Regions from separate parts of the Homo sapiens genome. Here region 1 is linked to region 2. Evidence: chromatin loops called from intact Hi-C (ENCODE). Cell type or tissue: mammary epithelial cell. All regions are shown on one strand. Links, peaks and the distances in the headings refer to the core of each region. The heading gives the core; the rest is flanking DNA.

Region 1 (8,439 bases), core at 246-8,245, 310 kb after region 2:
TGCAATTTCTATGCAATGTATAGTATTCAATAAATTATATGAGATATCCAACATTTTCTTGTAGCTTTCATGTTAGGTGATTTTGTCCAACTGCTGGTGAAGTAAGTGTTCAGAGTATGTTTAAGGTAGGCTAGGCTAAGCTATGATGTTCAGTAGGTTCATTGTATTACATGCATTTTAGACTTCTTATATTTTTCACTTATGATGGATTTATTGGGATGTAACCCTTTCATAAGTTGAGCAACATCTGTATATTACATGTATGTGTGTGTGCATATGCTTATATATGCATACATAAATTTGGTTTGAATTCTGTGAATATATTACCTTCTCAAAACACAAATTAAAACATTTTTTAATTCCCTTTCATTCTTCAGAAAAGTGGTTTAGTTTCTGTGGCTTACAATTAAGAATGTTAACTGATTTGATGGGATAGGCACCTTGCTGAATACTCTGCAAGGAGAGGTGAAAGTATATTTATGATCCCTGCCTTCTGTAGGGAGGTACTTTTCTCATGTTTCTCTGTGTCTTGTCAGAAGAGGCACTATCTTTTCAAGGATGCTTCTATAGCACATAGCCTGGAAGATAGAGATAGTATCTTCCTCCAGAGAAATGGAAATGTTTGTTTTCTATCTGTGATGATTAATATTGAGTGTCAACTCGATTGGATTGAAGGACACAAAGTATTGTTCCTGGGTGTGTCTGTGAGGATGTTGCCAAAGAAGATTAACATTTGAGTCAGTGGACTGGGAGAGGCAGACCCACCCTCAATCTGGGTGGGCACCATTTGATCGGCTGCCAATGTGGCTAGGATAAAAGCAGACAGAAGAACTTGGAAAGACTAGACTGACTGAGTCTTCCGGGCTCCATGTTTCTCCTATGCTGGATGCTTCCTGCCGTCGAACACTGGACTCCAAGTTCTTCAGCTTTTGGACTCTTAGACTTAAGTCAGTGGTTTGCCAGGGGCTCTCGGGCCTTCGGCCATAGACTGAAGGCTGCACTGTTGGCTTCCCTACTTTTGTGGTCTTGGGACTTGGACTGGCTTCCTTGCTCCTCAGATTGCAGACAGCCTATTGTGGAACTTCACTTTGTGATAGTGTGAGTCAATACTCCTTAATAAACTCCCCTTCACAGATACATCTATCCTATTAGTTCTGTCCCTCTAGAGATCCATGACTAATACACTACCCAATGTAATAAAGATTTCTCCCTCCAGGGCCAAGGTCAGGCAGGTTTGCTTGCATCCCATTATAAAAGATTGGCCTTGCCTAAGCACAGGTTCCCTCATCCATGATGCCACCCACTGTATGTGTGCCATCCATCTGGGCATCTCTGTTGTCCCTGTGAGACTTGAGGATCAAGAGAAAACCAAAAAACATGAAGCTCATGCTGCTTTCTGTGCTGTGAGTAGTAAAGTTCTTTGTCTCTGATCCAGGAGTCTTGTGTCTTCTGCCAGCATTTATGAAATTGTGGTGGGCTAGCTAGTTATCTTGTAGGTAAAGTAAAATCTCAGATCCTTCCTACCTCGGAGACTCTCATGGACCTATCATTCTAATGGGGGAAGAAAAAAACATGAAAACAAATAATGTAATTATAAATTGTCAAAGGTGCTGGAAACAATGATTAAATAGTGTGGAACAGGGCAGAGGGTAAAGACAAGATAATGAGGGAAGACCTCTCAGAAGTGGTACCATTTAAACCAAGGAGTAGCACTATTTAAAGTGTCTGAAAGAGGAGTTCAGTTTAACCAGGCACGTGAAGCTTGAAACCCAAAAACTCTGGGCAGAGGGAATAACACACACATCTGAGGCATAGACAAAGAACAGAGAAAGGTCAATGTAGGTCTAGAGGGATGTGAGGCCTGAGATGAGTGAAAGATTCTCCCCACGGCCTGAAAGCTTGAAGGGATGAGGAACTCCTCCCTTCTCAGGCCCAGTGCCAAAGAGCAAGGCTACTTGCACCAGCAGCATGCGCCAGCAAGAGAGCAGAAGCAGGAAGAAAGCCAGCCGGAAGACACCTACCCTGGCCGGAAGACACGTACCCCCGAAGATCGAGAAAGAGGCTGTCCGGGTAGTATGTAGCAGTCACGTCAGACTGAGACACTTCTTGTTTACAGGAGACCATAAAACCCCTGCCCCATCCTCATTTGGTGCTGAGGCCGTTTTAGGCCTCAGCCCGCCTGTACCCAGGCACTCATTAAAACAGCGTGTTGCTCCACAGGGCCTCGTGTTGTCTGTTGGCACGCTCTTGGGCTTGGAACCGATACAAGAACCTTACAATGAGGTGGAAGAGAGAAGCACGGCAGGATTGTGCACAAAGTCTTGTCTGTTGTGGAATGGAGTTTGGACCTTTCCCACCACTTTCAAGGAAGGGAATGAATTGACCTGGTTCACTTCCTAAGAAGGCTACTGTCTGTGTGGTGCTCCTAGAGGCATGGGAGAGGAGTGAAGACAGAGATGACCAAAGAAACACTTGGGGAAAGAATGGAAGCGGCATGTGTTAGCTTGGGAAAGGGAAACATACCAGCATCCGAGATCTGGCCATCAGGGAGAATAACAAACACTGACGGTAAGCCAGAAATACTGCGGGTTTTGGAGATGGATCTAATTCTTCAGAACATCTGTAGATGTTATAAGAATGATATTTCCCTAATGACTTATTTCAGTGATGCCATTATCTGCATTGATTTTCTTTCCCCCATCCCTCTCCCTCTCCCTCTCCCCCTCCCTCCCTGCCTCCCTCCCTTCCTTCCTTCCTTCCTTCCTTCCTTCCTTCCTTCCTTCCTTCCTTCCTTCCTTCCTTCCTTCCTTCCTTCCTTCTTTCTTCTTTTTCAGGGTCTCACTCTGTCATCCAGGATGGCTGAAGTGCAGTGGTGGGATCTTGGCTCACTGCAACCTCAGCTTCCCGGATTCAAACGATTTTCGTGCCTCAGCCTCCTGAGTAACTGGGATTACAGGCATACGCCACCACGCCCAGCTAATTTTTGTAGTTTTAGTAGAGATGGGGTTTTGCCATGTTGGCCAGGCTGGTCTCTAACTCCTGACCTCAAGTGATCTGCCCACCTTGGCTTCCCAAAGTGCTGGGAATACAGGTGCAAGCCACCGTGCCTGGCCATCTGCATTGATTTTCTATTGGCAATGCTTCCAAACACTTTCCCCTGATCATCCCTCTTTTCTATGTCAATTGCTAGTGACCTCTAAAGAAAAACTTTACTAGAGAAGTTGCTATTTAAAATAACTTACACAATGAAGAATTATCTTTATTTTGTTTGTTTTGTAAGTTGCAATAGTAGTGTTTTCAGGGTGAAAGCATGCTCATTAGTTAGGTGAAGACTAGGGGCAATAGTGATACATCCCAAACATGAGTCATGCATGTTGACAGGGCACTCGGCTCCACACGGGCATTCAGGGCAGGGTGGATGGAGGCTCTGCTCTTGCAGCTGCCCCATCTGGAACATGTGGTCTTTTTGGTTTTTAATTGCCTCAGTTAGAAGTGGCACATGTCACTTCCTCTCACCATCCACTAACCAAAATTAGTCCTATGGCCTCAACCTAATGGCAAGAAAGGCCAAGAAACCTAGAAAGTAAGTTCTCACTTATCAGTGGGAGCTAAACACTGGGTATGCATGGACATAAAGATGTCAACAAAAGAAACTGGGGACTATCAGATGGGGAAGACGGGGGAAGAAGGGAAGGAAGTTATGGCATGGAAGTTAGCTCATGTGAAGTGCTAAAGAGGGCAGTAATGCAGTGGAGGGAGACGAGGGTAGAGAAATGGACTTGCGGTTTGAGACAGGTGGCTGGGGAGGCCTTGCTGAGAAGGGGGCATTTCGATATGGCCTGAGGAAATGTGACAAGGCACCTGACAGAGATCTGAGGGAAGAGTTTTCCAGAAAGAGGGGACAGCAAAAGCAAAGGCCCTGAGATGGGTGCTTGCCTCACATTTGGGAACAGTAAGGAGATAGAGGGTCTAGGGCAGAGTGGACAATGGGATAACTGATGATGTTGTGGTCAGAGACACGAGGGGCGCAAGATTTTGCAGGCCATTGTGAGGACTTTGGCACTTAACCTAAGTGATATGGGGAACTCCATTAGAATTTGATCTTTGGGAATTAAAGACGTAGAAACTGGGAGAAAAAAGGATTCAAAAACGTAAGCATCAGTGGCAGCCTAAGGTTCTAGGACAGTTAAGGGAGCATTTGGGACTTTGTTCATAAGACAGTTTTGTGGTATTTCAGCATTTTTCCTTTCAGGAGATCATGCGGTGACCAGAACAATCACTGCATGTCAGTGCTTGCACAAACCAAAACAGCCCCCTGCTGGCTTTCAGCAGTGCGGCAGGCCAGGCATTTTCCTTAGATCCAATTGCAGCCTCGTGGGGTACCTCACTCACAGCAGGGTGGGAGGTAGACGGGTGTATCAGTCAGTGTTCTCCAGAGAAACAGAACTTGACATGGTTTGGGTATCTTTCCCCTCCAAATCTCATGTTGAAACGTGATCCCCGTTGTTGGAAATGGGGCCTCGTAGGAGGTGTTAGGGTCATGGGAGTGGGTCCCTCATAAATGGCTAGACGCCATCTCCATGGTAATGAGTGCATTCTCTCTCCGCCATCTCCATGGTAATGAGTGAGTTCTCTCTCCGTGAGTTCACAGGAGAGCTGTTTGTTTAAAGGAGGCTGGCACCTCCTCCCCTTTCTCTTGCTCCCTCTCTCACTATGTGATATGGTTTGGGTTTGGGTACCCACCCAAATCTCATGTTGAATTGTAATCCCCAGTGTTGTGGGAGGTGCCTGGTGGTAGGTGATTGGATCATGCTGCAGATTTCCCGCTTCCTGTTCTTGTGATAGCGAGTGAGTTCTCCCGAGATCTGATTGTTTAAAAGTGTGTAGCACTTCCCCCTTCACTCTCTTCCTCCTGCTCCTGCCATGTAAGACGTGCCTACTTCCCCTTTGCCTTCCACCATGATTGTAAGTTTCCGGAGGCCTCCCCAGCATCATGCTTCCTGTACATCCTGCACAGCCATGAGAAAATTAAACCTCTTTTCTTTAGAAATGACCCAGTCTCAGACATTTCTTTACAGCACTGTGAGAACGAACTAACACACCATGTCACACACCTGCTCCCCTCTGCCTTCTGCCATGAGTAAGAGCTCCCTGAGGGCTCATCAGAAGCCAAGCTGATGCTGGTGCCAGGCTCATACAGCCTGCAGAACTATGAGCCAAATAAGCCTCTTTATAAACTACCCAGTCTCAGGTATTCTTTTATAACAACACAAAACCAATGAGAGAAATATAGCTCCTTTTCCTGGTCCCCTGCTTGTAGACAGCAGGTCATGGGGTTTCTCAGCCTCTATAATCATGTGAGCCAGTACCTTATAATTAGCTTCTCTCTAAAGATTTGGACTCTGCAGGTTGGGAAGTCCCATGATCTACCTTCTGCAAGCTGGAGACCCAGGAGAGCCAGTGATTTAGTTGGGAGGCCTGAGAGCTACAGAGCCAATGGTGTGACTTCCCCAAGTCTGAAGATGTGAGCACCAGGAGCACCAAAGGCTGGAGAATCCATGTTCCAGCCCAAGCAGCCAGGCAGAGAGCAAATTCACCCTTCCTCCCGCTTTATGCTCCATTCAGACCCTCAGCAGATGGGGTGATGCCCACTCACCCTGGGGAGGGCCATCTGCTTTGTTCAGCTCACCAATCCAAATGCCCTTCTGGAAACACCCACGGAGACACATCTGGGAACAACATTTAACCAGCTACCCATGGCCCAGTCAGGTTAACACACAATGTTAACCATCATAGCAGGGTTCTGTTTCTTTCCATTTTATTTCTTCCCCAAGGGTAGTAACCCTGCAGAGTGAGTCCAGGTGAATGTCTGTGACACCCACTGGGCAGCCTCTCACAGTGCCTCTCACTACCTTCTGCCTCGATTTCCCATGAATGGCCCTGATATCCAGTCACCCCTACTGTACTGAGCAGATGAGGAAAAGCCCAGTGCCTGCCCCTCCTTAAGAGTCTTCCCAGGTAGTGATGGGGGTGCCCACATTGACGTGAGGCTGGTTGGGATATGTTTTCTCCCTCAAATGGGAGAGGTCAAAGGGTTGGAATAGCCTGGCTCTGCTCCTTCTTTTTCTTTACCTCTTTCTTTCTTTCTCTTTCTTTCTTTTCTTTCTTTCTCTTCTTTCTTTCTTTCTCTTTCTTTCTTCTTTTTCGTTTTCTTTTCTTTTCTTTTTTTTTTTTTTTTTAAGAGAGACAGGGTCTCACTCTGTCACCCAGGTTGGAGTGCAGTGGCAGGAGTTCATTGCAGCCTTAAACTCCTAAACTCAAACAATCCTCCTCCTTCAGTCTACTGAGTAGCTGGAACCACAGGCTCGCAGCACCTCACTTATCTAATTTTTTTTTTTTTTTTTTTTTGGTGGAGACAGCCTCTTGCTGTGTTGCCCATGCTGGTCCGGAACTCATGGCCTCAAGCAATCTTGCTGCCTCATCCTCCCTTCAAATTGCTAGGATTACAAGCATGAACCACCATGCCTGGCCTTTGTCCCTTCCTGCCCCTGCTCTGTCGACCTCCAGGAATGTTTCCTTATTGCCCACTCCCCCTTCCTCCCATCCCACTGCCTTTCAAGGATCTAGTGAAGGGTCTAAAGTATTTCTGGGTCCTGCCCAATGCTGGAGTTATTGGACCTCCTATCAGGTGTCTCCCACCACTCATCCATTTGGCCATGTGTAACTATGGGGGCTGTGACCATGATGCTGAGTGGCTCTGTCTTGACTTGCTGTTGCTTACATGTGCATGCACCCACATTTAAGCATTTACAGGTTGTGCTGTGTCCGTGTGTGAGCTCAGGAATACCTGTATACCTATTCAAGAGCATCTTCCAGAGGTGGCTACTTCATGCTCCTGTGTTTTTAACGATGGGATATTGACAACAAGGAACAAGAGATAAAGGCAGAGGTAGAGATGATAAAGACAGAGACAGAGAGAGACAGAGAGGCCTCCCCAGGCCTTCGGCTCTACTAAGACATTCTAACTTTTTGGTACATAGGCTGAAGTCGGGTGGAGTTGGGAAGAAGAAACAAGAAATAGGACAGGGAGAAATGTTGTTCCACTTTGCCATGATCTCACAGGATTTCCAACTTACCTGCTTCCTTTCCCTAATTATCAGGACCCTACAGCATGGCCAGGTTTTCTTTCATGGTCTTCCATTTGCCAAGTGAAAATGTTTTCAGCTGGGAGTCTATGCCACTCCTGCCACAGCTGGAAACCTCCCCAGGCCTTCAGAAAGTATTTATGGTTGAGCGCTGACTTTTCGTATTGTAGATGAAGATGTCAGCATCCCAGGCAGCTGTGCGTTAAGTTGGGACCAGCACAAATAGCTCTTAGCATTGTTCAACGACAGCACAGCCCCATGTGTCTTTTAAAAATAGCAATGCTGTATTTGAACTTTTAAAGAGAAGACATGTTGGGTGTGTGTTGGCCACGCCCTCAGCTATCTTCATTCTAAGGAGATACAAAATTAGAACATTTAGGAAGAGAAAAGGGAAGGAACAATCATTAACACGCTCCCCCACGCCCACACACCCTCTTCACCTCATTTCACAGTGAGGCCCTTCTTGTGCACATCCCTGAGAGACAATACTCAGAAGAACTTGTCCTCTCTAAGCCACCAGGATTAATCCATAGAGGATTTTGTCTGAAAATAAGTGAAGAGACCTAAAACTCAGCCTTATTAGTTGATATCAGTTAAAAAAAGAAAGTCTACTGGGTCAGAGTGAGAAAGAGGAAAACAGTGTGATGATTTTACTAATGTACCAGATATGATTTTCAAAGGAAAAATTTCTCCTATCCAAACTACTTCAATGCCACAAAGCCACCTTCTTGGACGAGAGCAGGAAGAAAGTGTGCTGGTTGCTGGCAGCGGGCATAAGACTCTCCCTAGCACTGTCCCAGCAGGCCCAAGTCCTGCCCATGACAGGGCCTCTGTGTAACTAGCACCTGAGGGTGTGTACTCAAGGTGAAAGCAGACCCCAGGCGTTCTGACCCTTGTGAGTGAATATAGTATTGCTTGGAGGTGGCAGCTGGGATAGTTGGAATTGTTATGAGAAATTCCAAGAGGGCCAGACGCTTCTGTGGGAATGCCTGCAAATTGAGATGTGAAAGAATGTTCCATCTAGGGAAAGAAAAAATGTTTAAAGAACACTGTTACTCCCAACCATCAACTTCAAGTTCCAAATGGGGAGAAATGCTGTATGCCTTGGAAAAATGAAGCTCAACTATAAACACCCTGTCTTCAGGGAGTGGTTGGCACTCACTCCTACAAGGACCCTGAGATTTTTTTTTTCTTTTTCCCCACAATAAGCCTTTTTATAAAATTCTTTTTAAATTTATATATATTTAGGGGTCTGAGGCCATTTTAACACATCAAACTTTAGTCTTCCTGCCAC
Region 2 (8,439 bases), core at 198-8,197:
CTGCTGCGACAAGAGACAGAGCCCTCGCTCCACAGGACGATGCTTACTCATGGCTTAATAACCATTTGTCCAGCACCTCCTGTGCATAGACCATGTACTTTATATAGATTATGACCTTTAGCACTTCCCCTGAAATCAGGGAGCAGGGCTAAATATAATTTAATTCTTTATTTATTTACTTATTTATTTTGAGACAGAGTCTCGCTCTGTTACCCAGGCTGGAATGAAATGGCATCATCTTGGCTTACTGCAACCTCCATCTCCCGGGTTCAAGCAATTCTCCTGCCTCAACCTCCTGAGTAACTGGGATTACAGGTGTGAGCCACGGTGCCCAGCCTATAATTTTATTCTTTGGAGGTAAAACTTTCACTTAGTTCAAAATTCAAAATTTACTAAAGGATATACAGTGAAAACACAGCAAAAAGTCTTTCTCTCATCCTGTCTCATGCCACCCAGGTGTTCTTGACACTGGCACCCATTTTTATAAGCTTCTTGTGTATCTTCCTAGACATCTTTCATGCTTCTGCAAAGACACATTTTTCCCCATTGTTTTGTCTCTCTCCTCCATTTGTCATTGTATCATGGTAATTATTCTAGATCAGATATTAAGTGTTTCCTCATCCATTTTTAGAGCTGCAAACATTTCCTTTGAATGGATAAATTATCATTTATTTAACCAGCCTCCTACTGTCAGAAATTTGTTTCTAGTGTTTTTTTTTTTTTTGCAATTGTAAACAATGCTGCAAATAATATATTGCATCATTGTTACTTGTTTTATGTATTAATGTATTATGTATTAATGTATGTGTGGGATAAATTCCTAGAAATAGACTTCCTGGGCCAAAGGGTTTGTGCATTTGTAATTTTGAGAGTACTTCCAATCTGCCTTCTCAGCAATGTGTGAGAGTGCCTATTACTTTATTTTTAATTTTTATTTTATTTTATTATTTTTTTGAGACTGAGTCACTCTGTCACCCAAGCCAGAGTGCAGTGGCAAAATTTTGGCTCACTGCAACCTCCGCCTCCCAGGTTCAAGTGATTCTCCCCGCTCAGCTTCCCAGGTAGCTGGGATTACAGGCGTGCGTCACTACACACTGGCTATTTTTTAAATTATTATTATTTTTAGTAGAGACGGGGTTTCACCATGTTGGCCAGGCTGGTCTCGAACTCCTGACCTCAAGTGTTCCTCCTGCCTCGGCCTCCCAAAATGCTGAGATTGCAGGCATGAGCCACTGTGCCTGGCCGAGGGTGCCTATTACTTTAAACCCTCACCAAGAGAGTAGCATCAATTTTTTTCTAATATAAGTAAAAACTGGTGTCATTGTTTTACTTTGCATTTATTTTCTCATAAGTTAGGTTGAGTATCTTTTAGAGTTTTAGGCTCATTTGAATTTTCTATTCTGTTAACTATAGCTTTTGTAAAACTTTTAATTATCTTTTCTATTGTTTTATGATAATTATTTCTAAATTAGGGAGATTAGTTCCTTGACTACAATGAGCCCCCTCATTTGCCATTTGTCCTTTGACTTTGGTATTGTAGCTTTTGCTATGTAAATATTTTTAATTTTATATGATAAAATATATTAATTTTTTTTTCTTTGCTTAGAGCTAAGAAAGGCTTCCCCATTTCAGGATTATTTTAAAATTATCTCATTTTTTCTTCTAATTCTTTGTGATTTTATTGCTTGCATTTAAGACTTTACAGTATCCAGAATTTGGGCCAGGCACTGGTGGGTCACACCCATAATCCCAGCACTTTGAGAAGCCGAGGCAGGCACATCACTTGAGGCCAGGAGTTCAAGAGCAGCCTGGCCAACATGATGAAAACCTGTCTCTACTAAAAATACAAAAATTAGCTGGGCGTGGTATTGCGCACCTGTAATCCCAGCTACTCAGGAAGCTGAGGCAGGAGAATTACTTGAACCCAGGAGGCGGATGTTGCAGTAAGCCAAGATGGCTTCCAGCCTGGGTGAGAGAGGAAGACTCTGTCTCCAAAACCAAACTAGCAAAAATGTATCTGGAATTTATCCTAGTATAATATATGAATAGTATCTAATTTATTTTTTTCTAGGTGGCTACCCATTTGTCCTACCACCATTTATTAAATAATCCATCTTTTTCTCAGGAATTTAAATCCTACCTTTAATATATAGTAAATGTCAATTTGTATTGGGGTCTGTTTTTTTGTATTGATTTGTCTATTCATGTGCCAATATATCATACTGTTTTAACTTTACAACTTTATGTTTTAATATCTGAAATGGCTTATCACTCTTATTTTCAGAAACTCCCTTGCTTTTTTGTTGTTGTTATTTGTTTTTTGTTGTTGTTGTTTTTTTGAAATGGAGTTTTTGCTCTGTCACCCAGGCTGGAGTGCAGTGGCTCACTGCAACCTTTGCTTTATGGACTCAACCAATTCTCCTGCCTTAGCCTCCTGAGTAGCTGGGACTACAGGTGCACGCCACCATGCCTGGCTAATTTTTAAGTTTTTAGTAGAAACGGAGTTTCACCATGTTGGCCAGGCTGGTTGCTGTCTGTTTAGTTTTTAATATGAACTTTAGAATCTGCCAATTTCCAACAAAACCTGGTTGGTATTTTTATTGGGATTGTATTAAATTAATAGATGAATTTAGAAAGAATTAACATCTACGTGATGTTTTGTCTTCCTGCAAACGTGATGTACCCTCCCATTTGTTTACATTTTTTTGTTTCTCTCAGTAGTGTGTTTAAAGTTTTCTTCATATAAATCATGCCCATTTCCTGTTAGGTTTGTTCTTAGATTGTTTATCTTTTTTTATTGCTACTATAGAGTTTTTTTTTCCATTATGTTTACTCATCTACTTTTTTTTTTTTGGTAAGAAATGGGGGTCTTACTATGTTGCCCAGGCTGAGCTCATCCTCCCACCTGGGCTTCCCAAAATGCTGAGTGACTGTTTTCAGTATTCTTTTTCTTTTTCAGACAGGGTCTTGCTCTGTCACCCAGGCTGGAGTGCAGTGGCGCGGTCTCGGCTCACTGCAACCTCCACCTCCCGGATTCAAGGGATCCTCCTGCCTCAGCCTCCTGAGTAGCTGGGACGACAGGCACCTGCCATCATGTCTGGCTAATTTTTGTATTTTAGTAGAGACGGGGTTTCACCATGTTGGCCAGGCTGGTCTCGAGCTCCTGACCTCAGGTGATCCGCCTACCTTGGCCTCCCAAAGTGCTGAGATTACAGGCATGAGCCACCGTGCCTGGCCCCAGTGTTCTTATTTTTACAGATGAGTAGACTGACACTGAGAGAGGTGACTCACTCAAAATCTCACCAAGAGTTATGGCAGAGATGGAACTTGACCCTAGGTCTTCTGATTATACCCTCTACACCAACTTGGAGATAGAAACCGTCCTCTCTTTAACATACACTTTGGTGACAGATACCTATGATGGCTCTCACATGTTTGTTCCTTCTTAGAGCTTAAAGGAACCTCAAAAATGATCTAGCCCATTCTCGTTTTAGTCATGAGGAGAATGGCGCAGTATTATCAAAGAGCAGACTGAAATTCACAGGTGCAAGGGGGAAAATAGATTTCTATGTGCTCCTGTCATCTTTGACCAATTCCTTTTTCATGAGAGCAGCTTCAAAATGTGAGGGAGGCTTCTCTACATTGGAGCTGGAAATCATAACTTGCAGCCTGGATTTACACTTTAATTGGTAATGCTATTTTATTCATGCTGCTGAATTTTTTCATGAAACTGAAATTACCAGGACGGTTTCTATTTTACATACTTGTTTAAAATACTGCATTTTGCTCTGCTACTATAAAATGCACAACAGAAAGTTGTTGGCTTTTTTCTTCTTTTTTGGTTTCAGCACATTTCATTTTATTTTAAAGTAATTGTAGTTTCTGCTGACTACCATCTTCTATTTTTTCAAGGAACCCAAGAATGGAAAGGTGGCCAGTTATTACTCTCAGGGACCTGCAGAGGGAGCTCAGTGGTTTGTTTGTTTATTTTTTTCTCCAATGCCTGTGGGTCCATTGGTTAATGTGGGAGAGCTTAGAACTATGTCATCATCAGCTTGCTGCTTATCAACTATGTATTTTTGAGGAGTCAAGGTAATTGTTCCTTTCCCTACAGCTTCACTATATAATGGATTACCACTCTGGGACCGGGTTCAGTGCATAGGTAGTTTTAGTCAAATGTACTCTGCAGTGCTTCTGAAAACCTCTGGAAAATCTCCCTTCTAGGGATGGACCACAATACATCTTCTGGCTTGGGTGCTGGGGAAATGTGGTATTAGACCAGGAAGCCCCAGAAACAAAGAAGCTTCCTACTGGGCCTGGGGATGATCATCTTTTCCTTCTTTCTTTCTTTCTTTCGTTCTTTTCCTTCCTTTCTTCCTTTCCTTCCTTCCTTCCTTTCCTTCCTTTCTTTTTCTTCTTTCTTTCTTTCTTTCTTTCTTTCTTTCTTTCTTTCTTTCTTTCTTCCTTTCCTCCTCCTCTTCCTTCTTCTTCTCCCTCTCCTTCTTCCTTCTTTCTTCTTTTCTTTTTTTTTTTTTTTTGAGATGGAGTCTTGCTCTGTCACCCAGGCTGGAGTGCAGTGGCATGATCTTGGCTCACTGCAACCTCTGCCTCCCAGATTCAAGTGATTCTCCTATCTCAGCCTCCCAAGTAGCTGGGACTACAGGTGCCCACCACCACACTGGGTTAATTTCTGTACTTTTAGTAGAGATGAGGTTTCACCATGTTAGACAGGCTGGTCCCGAACTCCTGACCTCAGGCAATCCACCTGCCTTGGCTTCCCAAAGTGCTGGGATTATAGGCGTGAAACACCACGCCCAGTCTTTTTCTTTTTTTAAAAAATAATAAATTAGGCTGAGGGTGATGGCTCACATCTGTAATCTCAGCACTTTGGGAGGCTGAGGTGGGAGGATCACTTGAGCCCAGGAGGCAGAGGTTGCAGTAAGCTGAGATCGTGCCACTGTATTCTACCCTGGGTGACAGAACAAGGCCCTGTCTCGAAAACAAATAAATAATTTCATTTGCATTTCCTTAGACTGATTTTTTTCTTGGTAAAATGTTTTCCCACTGAGTGAGGTCCCCTTAGCATCTCAACAATGAAAAGTAACAGAAGTCGTAACAGATAAAAAGCTAACATCAATTTAAAGAGCAGCATTTTATTTTTTACTGTTTAGAGACGGGGTCTCACTATGTTGCCCAGGCTGAGCTCCAACTTCTGGCCTCAAGCGATCCTCCACACTCAGCCTCCTGAGTTACAGGTGTGAGCCACTGCGCCTGGCCCAAGAGCAGCATTTTAAATCAAGGGGCACTACAATTGCAAAGCGTTCTGATCTGTTGATCTACGTAGTGCTTTTGTAAGAGGTGCTGAGAAGCCAAGGTTCTACAGAAGTGAGGAAGATATTTTTTAAAACAGTGATCTCACTGAAAAAAATCCCCCAGGTTTCCCTCCCAAAAAGCTGAAGGTATTTCCTGAGGGTGAAGTCAAACCTAAAAGGGCTATCATCCTAGTCAGACTGTGGTTCAGACTTAGGCAAAGTGAGATGAAAAATGTTCTTTCAGCAGGAATCATTTTCTGAATCTGTTATGCAGGATGATTTCATTCAAATGGGACTACCAATTTTCCAATTAAAACGTGAGACTAGAAAAGTAATATTGTAGGTGCACATTTCCTATGTGGTACAGACTTTATTTTATTTCGGTAATGGGTACGGATGCGGCACAGCCTTGATTAAACACTGAGGAACTCAATGAAGGATCTAAATTAGTTGCAGTAGAATAATTCCTGGGGCCTTTGTTAGCATGCATGAACTTATTTATGAACCAGGGAAGCCTTATTCTCGGAGGTAGAATTTTTGTAATCTTGCCAGAGGAGGCGTTTATGGTTTATATCTATGTCAAAGGCAACGTTATTGTTGTGATCTTTGTTTAACAACCTCCACCACAACAAAAAGCACCAGAACAGTATGGTGGAAGAGGCTGATTAAATTTTTAAGTTAATGTCCTTGAATTCAAGGTTGCATGACCTAAAAGCATGGCATTTGTCACATGTCTAGGTGCTCAGTAAACATATGTTGAATGAATTAAATGAATTACTTTTGTCTCCCACTATGAACTGTACACCTGGGCCCATTTCCTGAGATGACATAAAGGAAACACCTATGCGTCTCTACAGGTTATTGAGTGTCTTCTTGGGCTGGACTCAGAAAACAAAGGGTAAGCAGCTGACCCAGGGCGGCTCAGATAGCTGCCAAGAGACACAGCTGGAGACGTGGGGCTTGCGGGAAAAAACCTGGCTGGCTTGGGTGCTGGGGAAATGTAGCGTTAGACCAGGAAGCCCCAGAAACAAAGAAGCTTCCTGCCGGGCCAGGGGACGATCATCTTCTTTCTTCTTCTTTTTAAAAAAATAATACATTAATTAGGCCAGATGCGGTGGCTCATGTCTGTAATCCCAGCACTTTGGGAGGCTGAGGTGGGAGGATCGCTTGAGCCCAGGAGTTTGAGACCAGCCTGGGCAACATGGAGAAACCCCATTTCTACTTACTAAAAATACAAAAAATTAGCCAGGCACGGTGGCCTACACCTATAGTCCCAGCTACTCAGGAGGCCAAGGGAAGAGGACCACCTGAGCTACAGAAGTGGAGGCTGCAGTGAGCCATGATTGTGCCACTGCACTCCATCCTGGGTGATGGGAGAGAGACACTGTCTCAAAAATAAATAAATAAATAAAATTAATTAATTAATTCTCCCAGCTTTATTAAGGTATAACTGACAAAAATTGTATATGTTACAGTACATAATATGATGTTTTGAACTACACATACATTGTAAAATGGCTAAATTCAGCTAATGTACATATCCATTCCCTAACATATTTATCATTTTAAAAAATAATTTATTTTTTATTTTTACTTTTGAGGCATGGTCTCCCTCTGTCACTCAGGCTGGAGTGCAGTGGCACGGTCATGGCTCACTGCAGCCTTGACCTTCTGGGCTCAAGTGATCTTCCCACCTCAGCTTCCAGAGCAGCAGGGACCACAGGTATGCACCAGCATGCGAGGCTAATTTTTTTACTTTTTGAAGAGATGGTGTTTCACTATGTTGCCCAGGCTGGTCTTGAACTCCTGGGCTCAAATGATCCTCCCTGCTTGGCCTCCCAAAGTGCTGGGATTATAGGCATGAGCCACCACACATGGCCTTAATAAGGTACTTTTTTTTGTGAGGAGAACATTAAAGATCTACTCTCAGTAATTTTCAAGTATAGGCTACATTAGCTACATTGTTATTAACTGTAGTCTTCATGCTGTACAATAAATCTCCAGAACTCTTTCATTCAGTCTAACTGAAATTTTGTACCCTTTGACTAACCTCTCCCCATTCCCAGCCAAGACCATCTCCTTCCTTCTGACCCTGACTTCCACCCCCACCCACCCCCATCCAGCTACATCGATTTCTTTACTTTTGAAATTGTGTGTTATTTGTTTCAAATCTCAGGAGTAATGTGTGTTCCTTGTGAAAATAAAAACTAAAGCACAAAGGAGAAAGTTACCCATAATCCTGGTACCCAGGGCAGAGATCATGCATATTTTAGTGTATGACGCTTTCGTGCTTGTGCCTAAATATGCCTGTGTATAAATATGACTTTTATACGAGCATACATGTGTGTTTTTACAATATTAGGATGTATGATACGTATTGTTTCACATGGTTAGTGTTATTAAAACACAGTGTTTCTTAGAACATGTGTTTTATGCCTCCATAACCTAACCAATGCATGTGACATGTGGTTCTGGAGACTAACTCCATCAGATCAAATGGTGGCTCTTGGCTCTTCTATTTGATCGTTAGGTGACTTCAGGCAAATTACTAATTTCCGTGTACTTTTAGTTTTCTTTTCTTTCTCTTTTTTAATTTAAAAATGTTAATCCCATTATTTACTTAATGAGTTTCCTTATCTCTAAAATGAGAAAGATAATATCTATCTCACATTGTTGTAATGGAGATTAAAATATGTTAATCGGTAAAGTGTTTAGAACATCGCCTGGCACGTAGTGGACTCTTAATAAATATTATCATTTACCACTAATATTAGTAATATGAGCAATAGCATGAGGAGTAATTTAACAACTCTCTTAATTGTGGGATATTCAGGTCTCAGGTTTCTGATACTATAAATAATTCATTAGAACATCCTTGTAGACAAATTTCTGCACACATATCAGTATTTCCTCCAAGTATAATTGCTGGGAGTGCATATTTAAAAGTTTTGGTCCATTTTGCAAACTGTGCTCTGGAAAATTTGCACCATTTCACTTTACAGTCAACATTGAAAAGATGACAATGTACTTCCTTCAGCACTAAAGATTGTTATTTAAAAATCTGTATGTGAATTCATTTTTTCTTTAATTAGAAGAGAATTATTTTCATATGTTTATAATCAGTTGT

The links. Peaks named below come from ENCODE experiments on the same cell type or tissue, not always from the same donor. Only the 100,000 strongest peaks of a DNase experiment are listed, where the experiment ranks them.
Region 1: a loop joins it to region 2, with 18 times the contacts of the local background. A loop is called at or near these places in 2 of 110 quality-filtered maps.

What each region holds. Positions count from the first base shown.
Region 1 is chr10:29,922,695-29,931,133 of GRCh38, reverse strand. No RefSeq gene overlaps it. Among named protein-coding and RNA genes, the nearest start is that of JCAD, 130 kb to the left of the region's middle. In mammary epithelial cell, for the core only: a CTCF peak has its summit at 4,318 (motif pointing left); a DNase peak (open chromatin) is centred at 4,283.
Region 2 is chr10:30,236,839-30,245,277 of GRCh38, reverse strand. No RefSeq gene overlaps it. Among named protein-coding and RNA genes, the nearest start is that of MTPAP, 110 kb to the left of the region's middle. In mammary epithelial cell, for the core only: a CTCF peak has its summit at 3,950 (motif pointing right); a DNase peak (open chromatin) is centred at 3,987.